Linked DNA regions of Homo sapiens: region 1 is linked to region 2. The links are chromatin loops, found by intact Hi-C in ENCODE. Cell type or tissue: dorsolateral prefrontal cortex. All regions are shown on one strand. Links, peaks and the distances in the headings refer to the core of each region. The heading gives the core; the rest is flanking DNA.

The links. Peaks named below come from ENCODE experiments on the same cell type or tissue, not always from the same donor. Only the 100,000 strongest peaks of a DNase experiment are listed, where the experiment ranks them.
Region 1: a loop joins it to region 2, with 4 times the contacts of the local background. A loop is called at or near these places in 5 of 110 quality-filtered maps.

What each region holds. Positions count from the first base shown.
Region 1 is chr2:214,570,581-214,581,204 of GRCh38, forward strand. It overlaps VWC2L (von Willebrand factor C domain containing 2 like), which reads left to right. Exons shown (of 4, transcript NM_001080500.4): 4 at 5,092-8,396. The coding sequence ends at 5,240. Among named protein-coding and RNA genes, the nearest start is that of VWC2L-IT1, 66 kb to the left of the region's middle. In dorsolateral prefrontal cortex, for the core only: a CTCF peak has its summit at 4,729; DNase peaks (open chromatin) are centred at 4,651 and 5,171; H3K4me3 peaks cover 1,773 bases; H3K27ac peaks cover 3,254 bases.
Region 2 is chr2:213,810,147-213,820,770 of GRCh38, forward strand. The region is part of intron 10 of SPAG16 (sperm associated antigen 16); the gene reads left to right. Among named protein-coding and RNA genes, the nearest start is that of MIR4438, 57 kb to the left of the region's middle. In dorsolateral prefrontal cortex, for the core only: no CTCF peak of the experiment used is centred there; no DNase peak of the experiment used is centred there.

The sequences.
Region 1 (10,624 bases), core at 1,391-9,390, 760 kb after region 2:
TCTCAAACTCCAGCTCAAGCAATCCACCCACCTTGACCTCCTAAAGTGCTGGGATTACAGGCGTGAGCCACCATGCCCGGCAGGGAAAATTACTTAGGTGTTTCATTTAAAAAAAAAAAGTTTTCATGTGTGAATTTTCCTACCTTTTCCTCTTTGCTCCTAGCTCCAACTCCCAGTAAAAGATTCCATCTCCAATTTTATCACATTTTCACAAATATGAATCCTGAGACTAGACCACTTAGGCCCCCATTTGTGTGGGGGTTACAGAGCACTTGAGCTGATAAGTCATAGAACCTCCCAGGTCTCCTGAGTTATGGGCCACTTTAATTCTGCTTTTTGGTTGGTCTATGTCCAGCAGCAGTGAGAACTTCACTGCTGTCAAAAGGGAAGTCTAACTGCCCAAGCATCTTCTCCAAGAGAAATTTCCTTTAGTTTTAAAATAAATTATGTTTTCTGAAGACTATATAAATACACAATATAAAACCAGTAAACCTGATAAAGACCTATAGAAAAACAATCTCACTTGTTTCTAGCCACATCAAATTTCTTGCCTCAGTATGCAAACACAAAAACCAACTAGACTTCTAAATTCTGATCAGAAGCTCAGGATCCGGGCAAAGGAATACAGTAATGCACTCCTAGCTACCTGTCTCTTTTCCTGGGCTATTAGAAGCATCCTCTATTTCAGAGAGATATGAATTCATATCCCATTGATGCCATTTCCTGGATGTGTGATTTCTGGCAAGTTACTTTTTATCTGTGAGGTTCAGTGTCCTGAAGATAAGAACATGCACTTTTTATGTGGTTTGTTGTAATAATTAAACGAGACAAATTCCTGGCTTGAAGTAAATGTTCAAGAAATTATCACCATGTGTTTTCATTCATTATCAAATACTCCTATATATTTAATACTAACACTAGGCTTGATATATAAAGCCTGATTCCTAAGTTCAGAAAATAAGTTCACTTCCAATATATAATTAGTTTATACTATTTCATTCAGTTAAACAAATTTATACTTTCCTAATATTTGTCAGACACAGTAGTAGACCTGGACCATAAGAAATAACAAACCTTCAGTTCCTGTCTTCAAGGATCTGACAACTTAAACCATACCTGACAGATAAGACCGATATTCTCTCTCATTCTCTTTCATTCTTTCATTCACATTCTTTCATTCATATTCTCTCTTTCTTTCATTCATATTCATTCTCTCTCTCTCTCGATTCAGGGGCTCCCTGTATTGCCCAGGCTGGAGTGCACTGACACAACCTTAGCTCACTGCAGCCTCGACCTCCTGGGCTCAAGCAATTCTCCACAGTCAGCCTCCCCAGTATCTGGGACAACAGGTGCACACCACCACTCCTGGCTTTCTGTTTTTGGTAGAGACAAGGTCTCACTATGTTGCCCAGGCTGGTCTCAAACTCCTGGGCTCAAGTGATCCTCCTGCCTCAGCCTCCTAAAGTGCTGGGATTACAGGTGTAAGCCACCACAACCAGCCTACCTCCTATATTCTTAAAGATCACTAAAAGAGAGGCCCTCACCACATTGCTGGCAACTACTACATTCAGTTCTCAGTCCTCTGAAGAATTCACATGATGTGTAAGTGTGTTCAATTCATTGAGAATCAATATGTCTCCATTTTCTCTTATTCTAGACCCCAGAAGGAGGAGAGAACAGTTGTTCACCATTTTTTACATAATAAGCCTTCATTCTTTGAGAGTTATTGAGTTATTCCTCCATCTTCTCTTTCTAGATTAAATAATTCCAATCCCCTTAACCTTTTCTCAGAGGTCCTATTTGCCAGCCTTCAGTTTAATCATTTTCATTGCTCCCCTCTGGAGTCTCTCCAAATCCTCTGCATTAAAATACGTTGCTTTGCCATTGAATTCACTCTTTTAAGAAACGTATTCCCTTATTTCGACCAAGACAAAAAGAAATCAGTCCCCAAATACAAGGTAGACAGTAGATAGAAGGGTAGATTTCCTATGTAAAGAACTCATGGTGGGCTTTCATATGCTCAAATCAAATTTGCATTTACTGTCACCACTATTAAGGAAGAAGGGCTAAAACCAGAATCATTTTAAATAGTGCCAACCATTCTGCCTGACAATTATCTAAATTACTTTTAAGCAGATAAGACTATTAACAGCAAACTTGAGACTTCTGTAGTTACACCTAAGGTTCTCAGACAGGTACTAATAAAAAATCACTGTACTACTAAAGCTAATGAGATCAAACAGGAATTTTTGATTCTGTAAAATACCTCTGGCCATCAGGTAGAGGTAAGAGCTTACCATATGATTTACAGAAGTGCCTTTGGTTAGGCCTGGCACGTGCAAAGATCTTTCTTTGCATTCTGTCAATCAATATACAGTCATTAATATTTCTTGAGCTGAGAGTGCAGCAAATTCTAAATGACTCTTAAGAAATGGTGTATAGAGGTTAGTCAAATACACACTGACCGTAGTACGATACCAGCATATGCAGAAAGGGGTGGATATGAAAACCAGAGCTCTAGTAAAATATCCCTTCAGGATAAGCATAGAAATTTGTAAGAATTCTCTTTTCACAAAGATTCCTCCCTGCCTGTTTCTCTTATTGTGCCACTGATATTACCCAGCCTCCCGTGAGCCAGTAGCATGTCTCTACACATACACATACACACACACACACATACACACATACGCACGCTCACACGGTTAAGATTCTTCTGACTGTCGAATATCCAAATCTTCTCAAGAAGCTGGGAAAACTCTTACTGGATAATATCTTGCCTGGTTCAGGGACTTCTTTTAAAACCACTATTTAGAATTTTATTTTCCCATGTGGAAAAGTTAAAAGTATACAATTGGGGTAAACAGACTTGGTTACAAGGGGACAGGTGGCAAGAGGAACCACTGCCTCCTCCGGTTTGACTCCAGGCAAATAGGTGGTAGTTCACTCTAGTATGATTATTAAAGCTAGGTTGGCCCTGGCAAGACCCTGTTTGGCCTAGAACTGGCTGGGCTGAGAGAGGTCTGTCAACAACGGCCCCAGGAGAATGAGCTACATTCTGGAAAAACCTCTCTGCCAAGTTCTCTGAAGACTCCCTCAGTTCTGAGTCCAGAACAAATTCGTGGTTTAGTGTTGAATTTTCCCAGGGAGCTGTAGACCCAAAGGCAGTCCAATCTATCGAACAATGACTTAAATCCCAAGACCTATGGAATTAATATTGTAGCCCTTAAATAATCAGCAATAAGGATGGCCAGTGGCTTAGAATCATAGAATCAGAACAAGGCCAGGCGTGGTGGCTCACACCTGTAATCCCAGCACTTTGGTAGGCCAAGGCAGGTGGATCGCCTGAGGTCAGGAATTCGAGACCAGTCTGCCCAACATGGTGAAACCTCATCTCTACTAAAAATACAAAAAATTAGCCAGGTGTGATGGCGCTTGCCTGTAGTCCCAGCTACCTGGGAGGCTGAGGCAGGAGAATTGCTCAAGTCCTGGAGGCAGAAGTTGCAGTGAGCCAAGATTGCGCCACTGCACTCCAGTCTAGGTGACAGAGTGAGACTCCATCTCAAAAACAATAACAACAACAACAAAATGAACAAGAAGCACCCTTCTGGGTGAAGGCTGACAGCTTGCTAGCTGTTTGTCAGAGCTGACCCTTATTTCCCTCCTGCTCTGCATGGCTCTTCACGCTTGAGCACATGCCAAGTGTTTGTGTTACAGAGTGAAGAAAGGCATAGGAACTCCACCACTGGTAAGTGTATGCACTATTGAGGTCTGGGAGCTCTGAAACAATGGGCAATTAAAACCATAACATATTGAATAGCCTTGTGTTGATAAGTATATGTTGTAATTAATTATAATTTTATAAAAAGCAAGACTCCAAATATGAAGCGGAACTACACATAGCCCCAGATTTCATTTATTTGATGGTAAAGACAGTCTTGCTTATCAAGGGGGTAAGAAAGTGAAAGTAGGGCACTGATACTGATATGCATTGCCATGTTACTTTGTAGTGGTTATGGTGAGTGGCCAATAATGCCAGGTTAATAAATCACTGGTAGACACAACTCAACATTCTCTCTCTTTACCCAAATGTGTACCTCAGAGACTTAATACCAAATTGCTTCAAAGAAAGAACAATTTGTACCATCCTACTATAATCCAGTGCACTTTGGGAAGCAATTTTTTTTTCCATTTGAATTTGGGAACTATAGTAATAACAACTAACACTGAACACTGATATTCCTACGTTGGGAAGGTCAAAAAATGCAAGAAAATAAGGGGAAAGTAAGAAAAAGGAGGGAAAGACAGAAAAAATTTTTAAAAACCTGAAATTGGTGAATTTTTTCAACATTCATCTATAATGAGCAGGGGACATTTTCAATAAGGCTTTTGAATGTCAAAAAGTAAAATAAAATTCCTGCTGACTTTCAAAAGCCCACTATTTTGGGTCATTCTTTAAAAAAAAAAAAAAAAAAAAAAGAGCCAGCAGATTAAAGGAAGTCCATTTATAAAAATCAAATGAACCTCTAACAAAGCTTGTTCAGGACATGAATAAATCATCTGGTCATGAATTATTCATTGTTATCAAGAAACAAGCTGGGGATTCCAGGAACTGGGCTGGGGAGGCACTGAAACTGGGGAACGAGCGAGTTTATTGTCTCATACCCACCACAGGAAAAGAGAAGGACAGGCCAAGGGTGCCACCATCTGAGGCCGACCATGTCAGCCCTCCCTCGTGTTTCAGAGCATACGCTGGCAGCCTTTACACCTCAGAGGACAAAACAAATACAGTTTAACCCACAGAACCTAAATTTAGAAAACTGCATGTACTCAGGAAGCAGAAAATACGATTTTTTTTGAAGATTGTCTCTTTTTATTTAAGTTCACAATATACACGGGAAATATGAGCTGTGTGCAAAAGGTAGCAGAGTTGCAACTTTGAATTTCAAGGAGATGGCTAGAAAATTCCTTGATGATAAGTCAGTAGAGTAGTCTGACTTACTCATTTATGGCTTTGGGGCTTGGGTTTGGATGGTGGGGAGAAAGGGAGCCTCTCAGATTTAATCAACTAATCAATGTATCTGTGTGTTTCAGGTCCAAACTGCTTTGCAGGAACGACGATAATTCCAGCTGGCATTGAAGTGAAAGTGGACGAATGTAACATCTGTCATTGTCACAACGGGGACTGGTGGAAGCCTGCTCAGTGTTCGAAACGTGAATGCCAAGGCAAGCAGACTGTGTAGGACAAACTTCCACCCAATGATGAGTTCTTAGGAAAGGATGCTATGGCTTCAACACTGCACATGTTTAACACAAAACAAAACAAACAAACTCCTGCCAGCTACAACAGGGTCACCAGCAAAACTTTCTAGGGTTGACAAAAGTGAATATTTTCCTAAGAGGAAATTTCTTTCTCTCTTGCTATATAAAATATATATAGTATATAGCTATCTAAATCGCTTTTGTATTTACCAATGCTTGATGGTGACTTGACGACTGGATTGCTGGAACAAAAAGAAAGAAATAGCCTTGCACAGGCTCCTTCCCTGGTAATGCCTCTGACCTACCAGCTCACTGTCCCCTGGTTTACTTCATTTTTACTCTTCTGTACATTGTACATGGCATTGTTCTCCTGTAATATTTGTTTTTTCACTTTTAGAGTCTAAGGGGCTAAATTTGACTGCACAGTAAAGTTTTGAGTTGTGTAAAAAAAAAAGTTTGGTAAAGGAATGTCAGGGGAAATATCTTTCCCGAGCTGGGAAACACAAGAGCATCCAGTCAATTGCTCCCCTAGGGTGAATCATGCCCTGTAGACTAAGGAAAGAGGGGTGGGCACATAGACGGGCCTATTGCTGGACAGGGTTGGGAACAAGTACTTTGTCCATTACGTGGGGGCTCACAATTTAATTCTTACAAACCACACATTTCATATGGAAAACCTCGAAACTGCCAATCAAAATCTATTACGTAAAGAACACCATAAGCTCAACTAAAGAATCCAAAGAGAGACAGATCTTTAAAATTGTAGCATTAATCATCAGACTTTTTCATGATGTGAAATTTGAGTTTGGTTTGTAGCTAAACACACTCTAAACTCACTGTCATCAGGCAATATAAATACCAGAACCAGGGTGAGAAAACCCACTGTGAATCCAAATCCTTATGAACATCTCTGGCTTTTGAGTTCAGATTTGGCTAAAAGTCAGTAGTACACACTGGCAGTTTTTGTGGTTCGGGACTGTGTTTGCCATGTTGTAGTAACAACCACTCAGCCCTATGTCTGAAACACAGATTCAGGACACCCTTTCCACCTCAAGTGCTGATTTAAATTAAAGATTAGGGTAGAGTGAGTCTTGCACAATACAATTCCATTTGTTGAACATTTTTTAAAATGTATATATTAGATACTGAAAAATTAAAGTGAACCTTTGAAGAGTCTCTAGGTTGCCCTGGTAATGCTGCTAGTATAGTAACAGAAAAAACAAAACACACAGGGTATCTGATGCCACCTCGATTCAAGTGCAAAATTAACAATTCTGAAACCACATGGCATAGTTAGTCGCTTATTCCATGCTCCTGCCCTAAAAACCCTGGCACAGATCTGATAGGGTCCTTGAAGAGACTTTACAGTTGTCTTTATTATCAATGTTCTTTCTTTTTCTGCTCCCCCAACCTGGGCTTTGCCATAGCTCCTGTGGAGAGCCATATTCTAGAGCAAGGTGTCTCAATCTTAGTAGGATTGACATTTGGGGCCAGATCATTATTCGTTGGTGGGGGCTGTCCTGTGTGCTTTTAGGATGTTTAGCACCATCACTGGCCTCTATCCACTAGCAACATCCCAGCAACTGGTGACAACCAAATTTCTCCAGACATTGCCTAATGTCCCTAAGGAGTGGGAGTGAGGGGCCTAATTTCACCTCGTTGAGAACCAGTGGTCTAGAATAATCAGTATAGAGTGGTTTCTGGCAGGGGACACAGTAGGCAAGCTCTAGCAGCACCTGTGGCTTTTGTGAGCTTCTGATCCCTATGGGACATACACAGTCAGCATTTCCAAGGGGTCAGTCTTCTCCATAGAGAGTGAGGCTTCTAATGCTATAGGCCCACCCTCAGGAAACATATTTTTTTGAGTCTTGTCAACTGGTTTTTCATTTAAAATTGTCAGCCTCTCCTCCCTGGAAGCATCTGCTGTCATCAAGAAAGAGTTGTCATTTCCAAAATTAACGTGCTGACGAGTCAGACCTGACATTCTTATGCACACTGTGCTTGCGTTATGATACAAATAGCCATGCCGGCACCATCCCGAGGAAGAGCATCAAGCCACCTTCCCTTAGAACACCAATTTGCAGCAAGGTTGGTGCCTTTCATTTGCCACCATGGATACATCATATAGACAGTCATGAATCATTCATGAGCAATGCTGCATGATTTATGTCTGCACTCAAAAGTAAAGGAATTCCACACTTTAGCTTATGTCTAGACAGAGATGTATTATAGAGCTTTCTTTGCCCCGAGGTTGCCTGTTGCCAACTTCAAAAATCCACACTCTTGGAAAGAAATAATAATAATAAATGACAGGAATAAGGTTTGAAACTCAGAAAATATCATTAATAGAGCCATGCAGCATAGTACCTTATCTATTATTAAGGAGTTACTATGTCCTTTTTTAGAAAACAGAAAGAGAGTACAACTGGGAAGCTGAAGTGCAGAAATTTTGCATCAAAGCATTGGCACAGCGAGAGTCACAGCAAGAATTTACTAGAATTGAATGGGACATCCATTAAGGATCTCTCTTCAGAGAGTTTGCAGAAAGCAGGCTGTTCTGTGGCCTCTGATAACCAGCTAGAGAGAGGGATTTTTATGGTTGGTTTTGTTGTTGTTGGATTTTCTTTTTCTCAAAGTTTCACTGCAGGCTGTTTCCTTTAAGATTTTGTAGCACTGACATTTTTCCCCCTTTAGGGAGAGATGAACCTATACTGTGACAATTTCTCATAAACTGATAAACATTTTACAACTTCCTTCTACCCAGGTCATTGAGAAATTCTTTCCAGACTCTGAACAACAGAGCTCTGGTCTCATCTGTTGTTTGTTTCTTGTGAAGTCTTTGTTTGCAGCCACACTGTCATCTCTGTACTCCTATTTCTCCTCCGCCTTTGGTTCTCGGCTTTAACAACAGCTATGTTAAAATAAGGGATCAACATCTTGTTTGTCAGCTGATGCCTATTAAAAACGATTCAGTTTCTAAAATCTTTGAAAAATGGCGTGCCTGAAAACTAGTGAGAAAAAAAAAAAACCTAAACACTAAACTGTAAAAAGGGGATTCTAGCAACAATATTTGATGTGTAAAAGAATATATTATTAAAAAATTATTTTGTTAAATATAAAGTGTGTTAACCAGCAAACATTGTTTGTGGTATATTTTCCTTCCCACATTTCTCCTTTCTCCCTACCCTCATTATTTAATGACTAATTCTCGGTTACTTCTATCATTTGAAAGTACATGTGTCATTAGAGCTGTATTCAATTAGAATGAAGCATTAGCTTTTGCATTTGCCTGCACACATTTTCATTTTTCATAACGCAAGGCATTGCTGACTTGGGGATCCGAGAGGAGGCTCAAATAAGCCAGCAGTGACAGGGTAAGTGATAGGAAAAGTCTTTTCCTGACCCCAGATCCATATACTATGCTAACGATAATCTATAATTATTGAGTGCTGGCTCTGAGCCAGGCCCCGTACTAAGCTCTGTGCCCACAGGATTGTATTCAATCCACACAGCACACCTATGAGAGAGGAACTCTTGTCATTTCTGCTTTGTTCTTGAGGAAACCGGAATATAAAGAGGCTAAATGCTTTGCCCAAAGTCACAGGCTAGTAAGTAGCAAAGCAGGAATTCTTTATTATAAAAGTTTTCAAACATATATAAAGAAAATAGCATCAAGAACCTCCATTTACCCATTGCCCAGATTCAACAGTGATCAAGATTTTGTGAATTTTTTTAACAATCCAACAAATGTTTATTAAATAACCAATGCTACTACCTACAGTTCATTTAACGCTTACATGCCAGAGACTATGACTTGAAATTTACTTATATCATCACACTTAATTCTCATGCAACCCCTTTAAAGAGGTAATATTATTCCTAAATTACAAATCAAGAATCTAATAAGCTTGCATATAACAGTGAGATCATGCAGTAGTTTTCATTCTGGTATGGCTTATTTCACTTAATATAATGCCCTCCGTATAATACTTCCTTTATTCTTTACCCCCCTTAAGTCTTTTTTTCTTTTTTTTTTTTTTTTTTTTTTTTTTGAGACAGGGTCTCACTCAGTCACACAGGCTGTAGTGCAGCGGTGCGATTACAGCTCACTGCAGCCTTGACCTCCCTGGCTCAGATGATCCTCCCACCTCAGCCTCTCAAGTAGCTAGGACTACAGATATATCAGGCCTGGCTAATTTTTTTGTAGAGATAGGGTTTCGCCATGTTGCCCAGGCTGGTCTCAAACTCCTGGGCTCAAGAAATCTGCTTGCTGTGGCCTCCCAGTGTGCTGGGATTACAAGTGTGAGCCACTGTGCCCAATCCCTCTTAAGTTATTTTAACCAAATATCAAGCATCGTATGATTTTACCCTTACAATTTGCAGTAATCATCTAAGAAAAGTGACATTTTCTTACAAGACCATATTGTTATACAATATTTTATTAAACCTAACAAAATAAATCCTTAGTATCATTTAATATTTAATCCATATTAAAACTTCTTAGATTTTCTAAAATATGAGAGAGAAGAGATGTTTGCATGATTCAAACAGTCCATAACTTTGGATGTGGTTGTTTTGCCTCCTAAGTTCAGCTATGAATTCTGACAGAGTCCTTAGTTTATTGTTCTTCGAGCATTTGTGTTTCTTAAAGCTCCATGGTAAACTTCTTTCTAGACTGAGCAGGGAAACAGCAGGGCAAGAGGCTTTCTACCAACTGACCTCCAAGGGTCAAAGAGCCCTGGAGCAAGAATTGTTGCTGATGACCAGAACGCAGAAGACAGTGCCTTTGATGTGTATGTAAGCTCTCCTTAGAGAGTAAAAGTAAACTGTTATTTTTCTTCTTCTTGAGACAAACACATTGCTTGATGCAGAGCAAAACTGAACAATATTTTATGAATTGCCATCATCTTCTGCATTGTTGGAGGAAGAAAAAAAAGGGCAACCACTGAGAAAACATCAGCATGGCATTCCCACACACAAGCATACACACCCCAACTCCACTACCATTTTCTTAAAACAAGATTAGACTTTCTTGCATGTCAAAATAGAGAGAAATTCTCTACTCTGTATGTCCATTTTACACGACTGTACAGTTCAATTCAGATTCAAGTCTTATGGAGAGGACACCTCAAAGTATAGAGGAGAAAGCTATGAACTGAGACAAAGTCCTGGGTTTCTTGTTATTTTAGGTTTTATGTTGGGAATATTACTCTTTTAAATAGAGGTATTTTTATGAGTTTGAAAAACAAAATGCTATCTCTGAGCCAGCAATCTCACCTGTACCTTACCAAATTCATAAGGGATTTATACCTTAAATTTGGGTGACACCATTATCAGTGAGCCTCAAACTGTACTGTCTAGTACG
Region 2 (10,624 bases), core at 953-8,952:
CTGGTATTTACATTGTTTTAAATAGAGCCATTTAAGGTGATAAATAGAATATAACATTATTATTTTGTTGCCAAAGTAGACTGAGAATAGCATGGACATTAAGAAGGTCCAGGATTTTCTGGTTTAAGAGTATTGGATAATTCATTTACATGAATCCTGAAGCCTTCTAAAATTATAGTGGGAGTTCTGATGGAAAGAAAGAGTATGAGGTCTCCCAAATTTTGGCAAGTTTAAGTAATTTATTGAAAATTCAAATGATTGTAGTGGCAAGGAAGTAGACTCATATGACATTATGGCATGACTCTTCAGAGAAGATAAGACATTATAAGAGATGACAGTTATCCAAGAGAATGCAGTCACCCCTCTTCCACCATATCCAAGTGGTACAAATGTGAGGACAGGTGTCACCTCCTTAAAGAAAGAAAAATCTGCTCAGCTAATACATAAGATAATTTGAAGATATAGAGGACAATTCAGAAGAGTTTGAGGGAAGGAAGTCAATACAGCAGGAGGAACAAGCAGCAAAGTGTATCAAAAGAATGAGAGCTCTGGGGAAAGACTGGTCTTTAGTTTCGTGGTGCGGAAGTACTAGGGTGGGGAGCAGAACTAACTACCTAGCTCAAATATTTTGATATTGGTCTAAGTTATTTGGTTGCAGAACTGGCTGAGGGTCTCAGGTAATATCTGGCTGTGTTAAAATGTGTAATAGATAATATTTCAAAGTTGTGGCAATTGTCTGTTTTGCAGAAAGACCATTCCGATTTGGAACAGTGAATAGGCTCCTGGTGAAGCCAGGACTACTGTGAGGATTGTGGTGTAGCTGTTTGATCCTTCTTCTGGGTTGTGTGGAATGTGGAAAACAAGGGTGTAGTAGTGATGAAGGGAGGGTCTCCTGGAAAATTTGTTTTCATATTGACTTTTATTAAATTTTAAAAGGAAGCAATAGTTAATATATACACTTTTACAAATAATTAAAATATACATTAATATTCAGTTTTTACACTTCTGCTTATTTTTAAACAAAGATTTCTCTCTTTGTTTAACAGTAAGAACATTAAGGTTGGTGTCTAATGTAGCTCTTGGAAATACAAAATCTCTTTCATTTATTAATGACTATAATTAAGGTACACATTTGCTAAGACCAATAATTAGGTTCCATAATGAACATACTACAGTAATCGTTAGCTGTGACATAAAACATGACAAGATGAGGGTTTGCTTCCCTTTCTCTTTCCCTCCAGTTTATATTCTCTCTAATAAAACTCTTAAATCTTCTGTGTCTGTGTATGTGTGTGTTTTGCACCTAATATGGAAGACTGGTGTGCTGGCAGGATGGTGAGGAGAGCCAATGGTCTCATTTAATGAAATTGGAAGCTTCTCTCTTCTTTTGTTTTTCTTCTCTATTCCTCACCATGTTTCTTCTATACCCCTGTACATTTCACTGCCAACCGACAAGGCAATGAGATGAAAAATACAACAGAGACTAGCCAGAAAGAGAATAAGGAGCATTGTCCCAACCGTCTGCTGAGAAAGAAATGCATTCTTCCCAGCTACGGCATTCAGTCAGGTTAGTGGTTGAGAACTGAAATTATTTTTGCTGGTATAATTTATATATTTTCTTTATGATCCTAACATAAAATCAGCACTATGGATAAGATTGCTGAGACAGATAGCTTTAATATGGTAAGAAAAGGAAAGGCAAGCAGTGAGGGGTCAATCCTGGAAACTGCACCAAGGTGGCTGGATGACACGGGTACACTCAGCTGCAGGCGACCTGAGGGAGTTCAGGCAAGCAGAGAACACAGAAAGAGATAATACATAATCACAGTTTCAGGGGTAGGAAATCTTCAACAAGAGCTAAAATGGGCCTAGCAACAGGAGTTAGAAGCATGGTAAAGAGGAGGTGGAGAACAGAGATGGTGAGATTCAGGCTGCCAGGAAGACAGTTTTCAGTTGTTACAGGAACCTGATAAGTGAACTCTGGTCTTACAGAAAACTGTTAGGACAAAGTAGAATCACAGAATGAGAGGAACTTAGGTGCTTGAAATCATGTCAAGGCAAAGTACCAGAGAAAAAGAGAAGGACCAGGATACTGGAATAAGTATGGAATAACTTAAGAAGAACTGGGACTCAGGAGTAGAGCAAAGTTTTAAGGGCCTATATTATACTGAATTGCTTTTGCAAATGAAACCAGAGTGTGGCAGAGGAAGCTATTTGTCTCTGACCTGATGCAGGTCTAAGTTAGTAGTTGGAGGCTAAGAGACTCAGCTTTAGGTTAATCGGCAAAGATAAGGACAGGAAATCTAATAGGTTATTACAACCAAAATATCTTTTTAAAAAGTGATTAGAATTGAGTTTGAAATAAAGGTGATTGGATGATTACCTGGTAGCAGATGTATGTTTATTTGTGGGAGGAGGGTGCAGGGCAGTGCATTAGTTCATGAGAGAAGAGACTGCAACTTACAGTGTTTTGGTTCCAGAACATGCTAGGATTTTTTTTCTCTCCTGGTATCTGGAACATTTGGTATCCAAATAATTTTAATTCTGTTTAACTTAATAGCTAACTTTGGGTTTATTCATTCATACAACAAATATTTAGCATTTTTTGTTTTATTACATGTAACTAGGCAAGTCCTATCATCTCTAGGAAACTGGGACGAGTACTTAAAACTAAACATGTTTTGTTTCTTTGCTTTGATGCATTGTTTCATATGTTATCTTTTTTTTTTGAGTTTCAGATAACCTGAAAGAAGGTTATGAGGTTTGTATGTGAAAAAATAAAGAATAGGATTTTTAAAAGATTAAGAAACAGCCTTCAATTCATAGTCTAAATTTGGGTAAGAAAAGAAATGAAAGTTATAAAATTGACTTCATTCCATGACTTAAAATTTCCTTTGAGAAGTTCTGCTTCACTTAAAAAATGAGAAGCCTTATAAGAATGTCACTCTAACCCCTAATGAAGAGAGCAAAGAAGAACAGTGACACGATAACTTTTTCTGAACCCCTCAGAGAACTGAAGTCACAAAAAAATAGATGAACTGAATTCCAAAGGGGCCATAAACACCTTCAAAGAGAGGCAGGGCACACCTTTAGCAGAGCAATGGAGAAAGAGATGGAAACCATTAAAATGGGTAAGAAGCAAAGAATAAACATTTTAATGAAATCTCAAAGGTCAAATGTAGGCTAGTGTAGCAGAATAGAATCCCTAGGAGTACTGGACATAAGGCACAAAAGCACCTCCACCCTCCACACCAGATAATTTCCACAGATTTCCACCATGTGCTCAAAAGAAAAGATGGAGGGCAGGCGGGAGACCACAGAGGACAGGCAAGATACTCCACATGCTTGTCACACCCACCTCTCATTGAAGCAAAAGCTATCTTCTGCTAGAGGAGGACAGGAAGCACTCCTGTGCCCTGGTCCAGGGGAAAGGTCTGCTGCTATTGGGGGACAGGTAGAAGCAAAAATTGTCTGCCAATGAAAGAGGAGCAAGAAACATGCCCAGTTCAGATTCCTGTGCTGATACAGAAGCAGAGGCGGTCTGCTGCTACTGGAGAAGGAACTTAAAGGGAAAAATTCCTTTGAGTTCAAATTCTCCAGTTTTGGAAATTTTATGCAAATGGACTCCCATGAGATAAAACAAACAAAAAACACAAACTCTCTCCCCACCATGGCAAGAAGCACCCACAACACACACACATCAAAAAATACAAAACAGAGTTTAGCTGACATGAAGAGGCAGGAAAGAAATTCTGAGAAGCCCATACTCTGAGGTTCAGATGCACAGGCCTGTCTAGGATCGGGGCTTTGAAAAGCAGCAGTCACAAGCCTGAGACACAGAGGGAGAAAGTGGGTAGGAGGAGACGGAGGTAGGGAGAGAGAGAGATCGGTAGGGTGAGAGAGAGACTGAAAGAGAGATGAATTGATTGATTTTAAGAAATTTACTGACATTTTTATGGGAACAGTCCTAAATTTGCAGATCAGGCTGACGGGGTAGAAATTCAGGGAAAAGTTCATGTTACAGTCTTCAGTACAAAATCTGCAGGCTGGAAACACAGGCATGGTTTCTAATTCTGCAGTGTTGAGGAAGAATTGCTGCTGCTTTGGGAAACCTCAGTCTTTACTCTTAAGACATTCAGCTGGTTGGCTGAGGCCCACCTAATTATGGAGGGTGATCTGCTTTACTCAATGTCTACCAATTTAAATGTTAATTACATCTAAAAATATACCTTTATAACAACATCTAGATCTGTATTTCACCAAACAATTGGGCACTATAGTCTAGACAAGTTAACATGTAAAATTAACCATCACAATGGTCAGTATCAGAAAGGATACTTCAGAAAAATTATTAAGAATAATAGCCCAAGTGAAGTGGCTCATGCCTATAATCCCAGTACTTTGGGAAGCCAAGGCGGGCGGATCATGAGGTCAGGAGTTTGAGAACAGCCTGGCCAACATAGTAAAACCCTGCCTCTACTAAAAATACAAAAATTACCTGGGCATAGTGGCACACGCCTGTAATCCCAGCTACTCAGGAGGCTGAGGCAGGAGAATTGCTTGAACCTGGGAGGCGGAGGTTGCAGTGAGCCGAGATCGCACCACTGCACTCCAGCCTGGTGACACAATGAGGCTCTGTCTCAAAACAATAATAATAATAATAATAAAGAGGGACATTACATGAAGATAAGGGGGTTAACTTTTCAAGAGAACATAACAGCCTTAAATATATATATATATATATCCATAGCTTCTAAATACATGAAGCAAAAACCAATAGAACTGAAAGGAGAAATCCATAAATATACAATTATAGTAGGAGACTTTAACAATTCTCACCCAATAATCAGCAGAATATATAAACAGACGATTCAAAAAATATAAAAAACCTGAATAGAACTATCAACCAACTTAACCTAATTAGCATTTATAGTACACTCCAACCTACAATAACAGAATAAATAATCAAGATATTCTGGGCAATCAAGTTTCAATAAATTTAAAAAGATTGAAACAACTGAAACATGCATGAATATGTTTGCATCCTGAGAGCATTTTATTAAGTTAAAGAAGACAGCAACAAATGGCTACATACTATATGATTTCATTAATATGACATTCTAGAAAAGGAAAATCTACTGGGACAGAAAGGTTGCCAGGAGCCAGATTTGCAGGGAAGGTAATTGACTGAAAAGAACACAAGGGAATTTGGGGAATGATGGAAATGTCCTATACTATGATTCTAGGGTAGTTACAGGACTGTGTGAATTTGTCCAAACTTACTAAGCTATACATTTATAAAGTATGAATTTTGTTCAGGTAAATTACATCTCAATAAATGTGATTTCTTAAGATAAATTCCTTTGAGTTCAAATTCTCCAATTGTGGAAATTTTATACAATTAGACTCCCATGAGATTTTTTAATAAAACAAAACCACAATAGTGGGTTATCAAATACCCAGGTGGTACTCAGGGCCAAAGGGTATCCCTTTGGGCCCCTTTGTATGAAAGCCTTGTCCTTCCTTTAACTACCATAATGGCACATGTTCACTAACTAGATCAATTTTTATCTCAAAGTAACCACAAATGAAATGTTTTTTAAAATATTAGATATGTTCATTAATTTTTACTTATTATACGTATAACAATTATTTATAATTTGGTTCTCATTACCTAGAGCACATTTGTAACTTTTTTCAATAGTAGAAATAAATTTACATGATATTGACTCATAATTGAGGGCTATACCTTATTTTCATCAAAAATATACTTAGTTGGACTGTAGGCTAATTGGAACAAAGAATTAGGCAGCTCACATACTCATTAAATATTCTATTGAAGATTAATATGCAGAAATACACACAAAATATTCAAGCTAGATAGATTTTCATGAAGTAAACCTAGATCAAGAAACAAAACATTGTCATCTCCTGGAATCCTTATTTTGCCTCCTTGCAGTAGCTACCAACTCCCCATATCAAAGGTTCCTGCTGTTTTTGAAACTTTCATAAATGGAATCATACAGTATATACTTTTTTGTATGTGATTTTTAAAATAGTATTTTGTGTGAGTTACATCCATATCATTACATGCCGTTGTAGTTTGGTCACTGTCTTGGCTGTATAAGAATGCTTTTATATGAATGACTACAATCATTTTCCCATTCTGTTGATGACCCTATTGATTTTGTTTTCAGTTTGCACTAGTTCACAGCTTATAGCTATGAACATTCTTGAATATTTCTTTTGGTTAAAATGCATAGGCATTTCTGATGGGCGTGCTTCTAAGAATGTAATAGCTAGATCGTAGGACATGCACATATATTTAGCTTTACTCTGTAATTTTTTTCAAATAAAATTTATTTTTCTAAATATGTCATTTGTAATAAAGTGCTAAATTTTCGGCATTAAAAGATGATAAATTATTACAAACAATACCACTATCTATCTGCTTGACATCTTATGAGATACTTATGCCAATATCCAGAACATATTTTATATCTTGGTGTGATAAAAAGATAGCCTTTACACATGTCTCTTATGCACATGATTCCTAAGGCATATTGTTTTCTAGGCCTCCAGTGACACATAACTTTGACAGTGCATGATAACAATGCTATGTTCATGGATTAAAAATATGCATAATTTCATATTTTATTCCCCTTAGGAAATGTTATCACTGAACTTACAGTGAATGTAGTTGTCAGTATTCCACCTGTGAAGCCCAATATTACTGTAATAAATGCTCTAGAAATATGATAATTGACTTCTCTGAGTGCCAAGAAGAATCAGTAGTCAAACTAGGGCCTGCAAGAATGAGCTTCCCCTACAGCAATGTAATAAAATTTTCCAGGGTCTTAGATGGAGTATTTTCTTATAGAGCCTGATATTTTAAAAGGCAAACTTATAAAACAGATAAAAGGAATTATTTTTGTTTATTTAATAGGTAAAATTACACAGTACACTATAATAATAGTTATATAATGTTCCAAAAATAATTTGTCAGTACATATAATAGTTTTTATTTATTTCTTGATATTTAACTTACTACTTTGTACAAAGCATGCATATATATATATATATGCTTATATATATATACTTATATATATGATATATATATATATATATCACAGTCAGAATGGCTACTATTAAAAAGTTAAAAAACAGCAGATGCTGGTGAGACTAACAGAGAAAAGATGCTGGTGAGACTAACAGAGAAACACTATATACACTGTTAGTGGGAAAGTAAATTAGTTTAGCCACCGTGGACAGAAGTTTGGAGATTTCTCAAATAATTTCAAACTACCATTTGATGCAGTAATCTCACTACTGGGTATATGCCCAAAGGAAAATAAACTGTTCTACCCAAAAGATATATATATACTTTTATGTTTATTGCAGCACTATTTACAATAGGAAAGACATAGAATCAACCTAGGTGCCCATCAACAGTGGATTGAATAAAGAAAATATGGTACATATATACCATAGAATACTATACAGCCATGAAAAAGAATGAAATCGTGTCCTTTGCAACTGGAGGCCATTATTCCAAGTGAATTAACACAGGAACAGAAAACCAAATACCACATGTTCTCACTTATAAGTGGTAGCTGAACACTGGGTACTCAGGGGCATAAAGATGGCAACAATAGACTGGGAACTACTAGAGATGGGAAAGAGGGAGGTGGGTAAGTGTTGAAAAACTACTGGGTACTATATAGGCTGACTACCTGGGTGGTGTGATCAGTTGTACCCTGATCCTCAGCATCACACAATATACCCATGTAATAAACTTGTACATGTTCTCCCTGACCCTAAAATAAAAGTTGAAATTATTAAAAAGTAAAGGAACTGGAAGGCGTTAAATGCTGCCTAACTTTGTAAGCTTCTCTTGTTTCTTCCCCATCCCCAAGCATAAAGAAGGACTCTCTCTGCAATTTCCTTATCTAAGTAAACTTCTTTCCATGAGAAATGCAGTCCTTTAAAGATCCCCTCCATAGGAATCTCATCAAATTAGCAGGAAAGTTTAATCACTGGAAAAGAGAAAACTAAAAGCTGTTACCTTGCGCAGTAGATCTTTCATCAGTTCTTTACTCCTGGATATTACCTGGTAGAGTTTATCTCATAATATGACAACCATTGTTCACAGTAAAGTTCCACCCCTCACCTTCCTGCCACCTCCCTGGGACCTCAGAGGAACTTTATCTCAGGTCATTGTTTTCTTGGCTCATTCATTTCTCCTAAAAATCATTTACTTCCCCTGTAATGTTTCCTGAAGTCTCTCACTTTCCTGTCCCCTATGAAGAGTGTATATGAGCCTCAAACATCTGGCTCTGCCTTGGGTCTCATATTTGCAGGACTGCCAAGTCCATGTATATATGAATAAACTTTGTATGCCCTTTTTTTACTACTCATCTATTGTTGGTTCATTCCAGTGAACCCTCAGAGATGGTGAAAAGGAAGCATTCCCTTTCCTACAAAGGCATGCATAAATAAACATACATTATATGGTTTGGTTCTGTGTTCCCACTCAAATCTCATCTACAATTGTAATCCCCATGCTTTAAGGGAGGAACCTAGTGGGAGGTGATTGTACCATGGGGGTGGTTTTCCTGCTGCCATTCTCGTGATAGTGAGTTCTCATGAGATCTGATGGTTTAAAAGTGGCAGTTTCCCCTGTGCTCTCTCTCTCCTGCCACCATGTGAAGAAGGTGCCTGCTTCCCCTTTGCCTTCTGCCATGATTGTAAGTTTTCTGAAGCCTCCCCCGCCATGTGAAATTGTGAGTCAATTAAACCTCTTCTGTTTATAAATTACCCAGTCTCAGATAGTAACTTCATAGCAGTGTGAAACCTGACTAAGTATTAAAAGTGTACATTCATTCATCTGTATGTTTACTCTTTTAAGAAATACTAGTTATGACTTTTATTTCAGTGAAGTTTCTCTTGAAGGAGTGGAACATTTCTTTATAAAATAGAGCTCCAAAATGTGTAGAGATATTGAATAACATTGTTATTTTATTCCCATGATTCCTTATTTAAGCAGGCCCTACAAAGTATAGTATCTGAACGCCCAATTCCAATCAGAGAGTTTTGCATTTCTTACTATTTTCTTCAAATGATATTCAAGCTATTTTATTTCCTGGAAAATGCCAACATGAAAAACGTTTGGAAGTTTGAAAGACTTCTCTGATAAAATTCTAAGCTCAAAAGTGGCACTAATTACTAGCCAACATTTTATGTGTCCATTTGTTAACTTGTTTATTTGATTATTATCTGTCTTCCTTTTCAGAAGGTAGATGGGAACTATTTTATGTTCACTCTTATATTCTCAGTTAATATCACAGGTGTTCAATTAATATTTGTTGTGAGAGTAAAGGAATAAATGCACATTCTTTGAAAACTTTTTTTTTTTCCCAGAAGCGTCTACTTCTGTCACCCAGGCTAAAGTGCAATGGCACAATTATAGCTCACTGCAGCTTTGTTCTCCTGGGCTCAAGGAATCTTCTTGTCTCAGCCTCCCAAGTAGCTGGGACATAGGCGTGCACCACCACACTCAGCTAAATTTGTTTGGTCTTGTTGTTTTTTGTTTGATTGTTTGTTTGGTTGGTTGGTTGGTTTTTTTTTTGAGACAGAGTCTTGCCCTGTCACTCAGGCTGGAGTGCAATGGCACAATCTCGGCTCACTGCAACCTCTGCCTCCCGGGTTCAAACAATTCTCCTGTTTCAGTCTTCCATGTAGCTGGGATTACAGGTGCCTGCCACCACACCCGGCTAATTTTTCTAATTTTTCGTGTTTTTTTTTTTTTTTTTAGTAGAGACGGGTTTTGCCATGTTGGCCAGGATGGTCTCAAACTCCTGACCTCAGGTGATCCACCTGCCTCGGCCTCCCAAAGTGCTGGGATTACAGGCGTGAGCCACCGTTGTTTTTGCTTTTATTTATTTTTGAGATAGGATCTCACTGTTTTGCCCAGGCTGAAGTGCAGTAGCTTGATTACAGCTCATTGCAGCTTCAACTTCCTGGGATCCAGGGACCTCCTACTTCCAGCCTCCCAAGCAGCTGAGATTCCTGGCGCATGGCACCACACCCAGCTAATTTTTGTATTTTTTGCAGAGATTGGGTTTTGCCACGTTGCCCATAAATAGATATCAATGCCTGTAAATAGATGTAAATTTATGTTTGTATTTCTTTATTGATTTTTGGTAACCTTTTTTTTGTGTGTGGGAAACTCTTTTTATTTTGTCGTAGCTTACAGATTCTTCAGTAAACTTGTATTCTTTGGTGATGGGCTCCAAGTATTCAAATTAGGACTGGGGTGATTTTTGGCAGACTGCACAGGAATAGATGCTTAAAAAGTGCTTTTTCAGTTTTTATAAGCACAAAAAAGGTAGAACCTTGATTTGCTGAGAATGAAGTGTGAAAAACTTTCTAAGAACATCATATTATTTAAATTATTTTATGTCTGCATTTGTTTTTGTCTACTTAATCTGTTAGTGACTGCAATAAAGACTTCTAAATAAATTTTAAATTTGCTATATATATTTTATTCTATCCCATCAGAGATATATAGATTTATGATTTAATATCATAATTATGATTGTATCTTTCATTAATAGTAAATGAC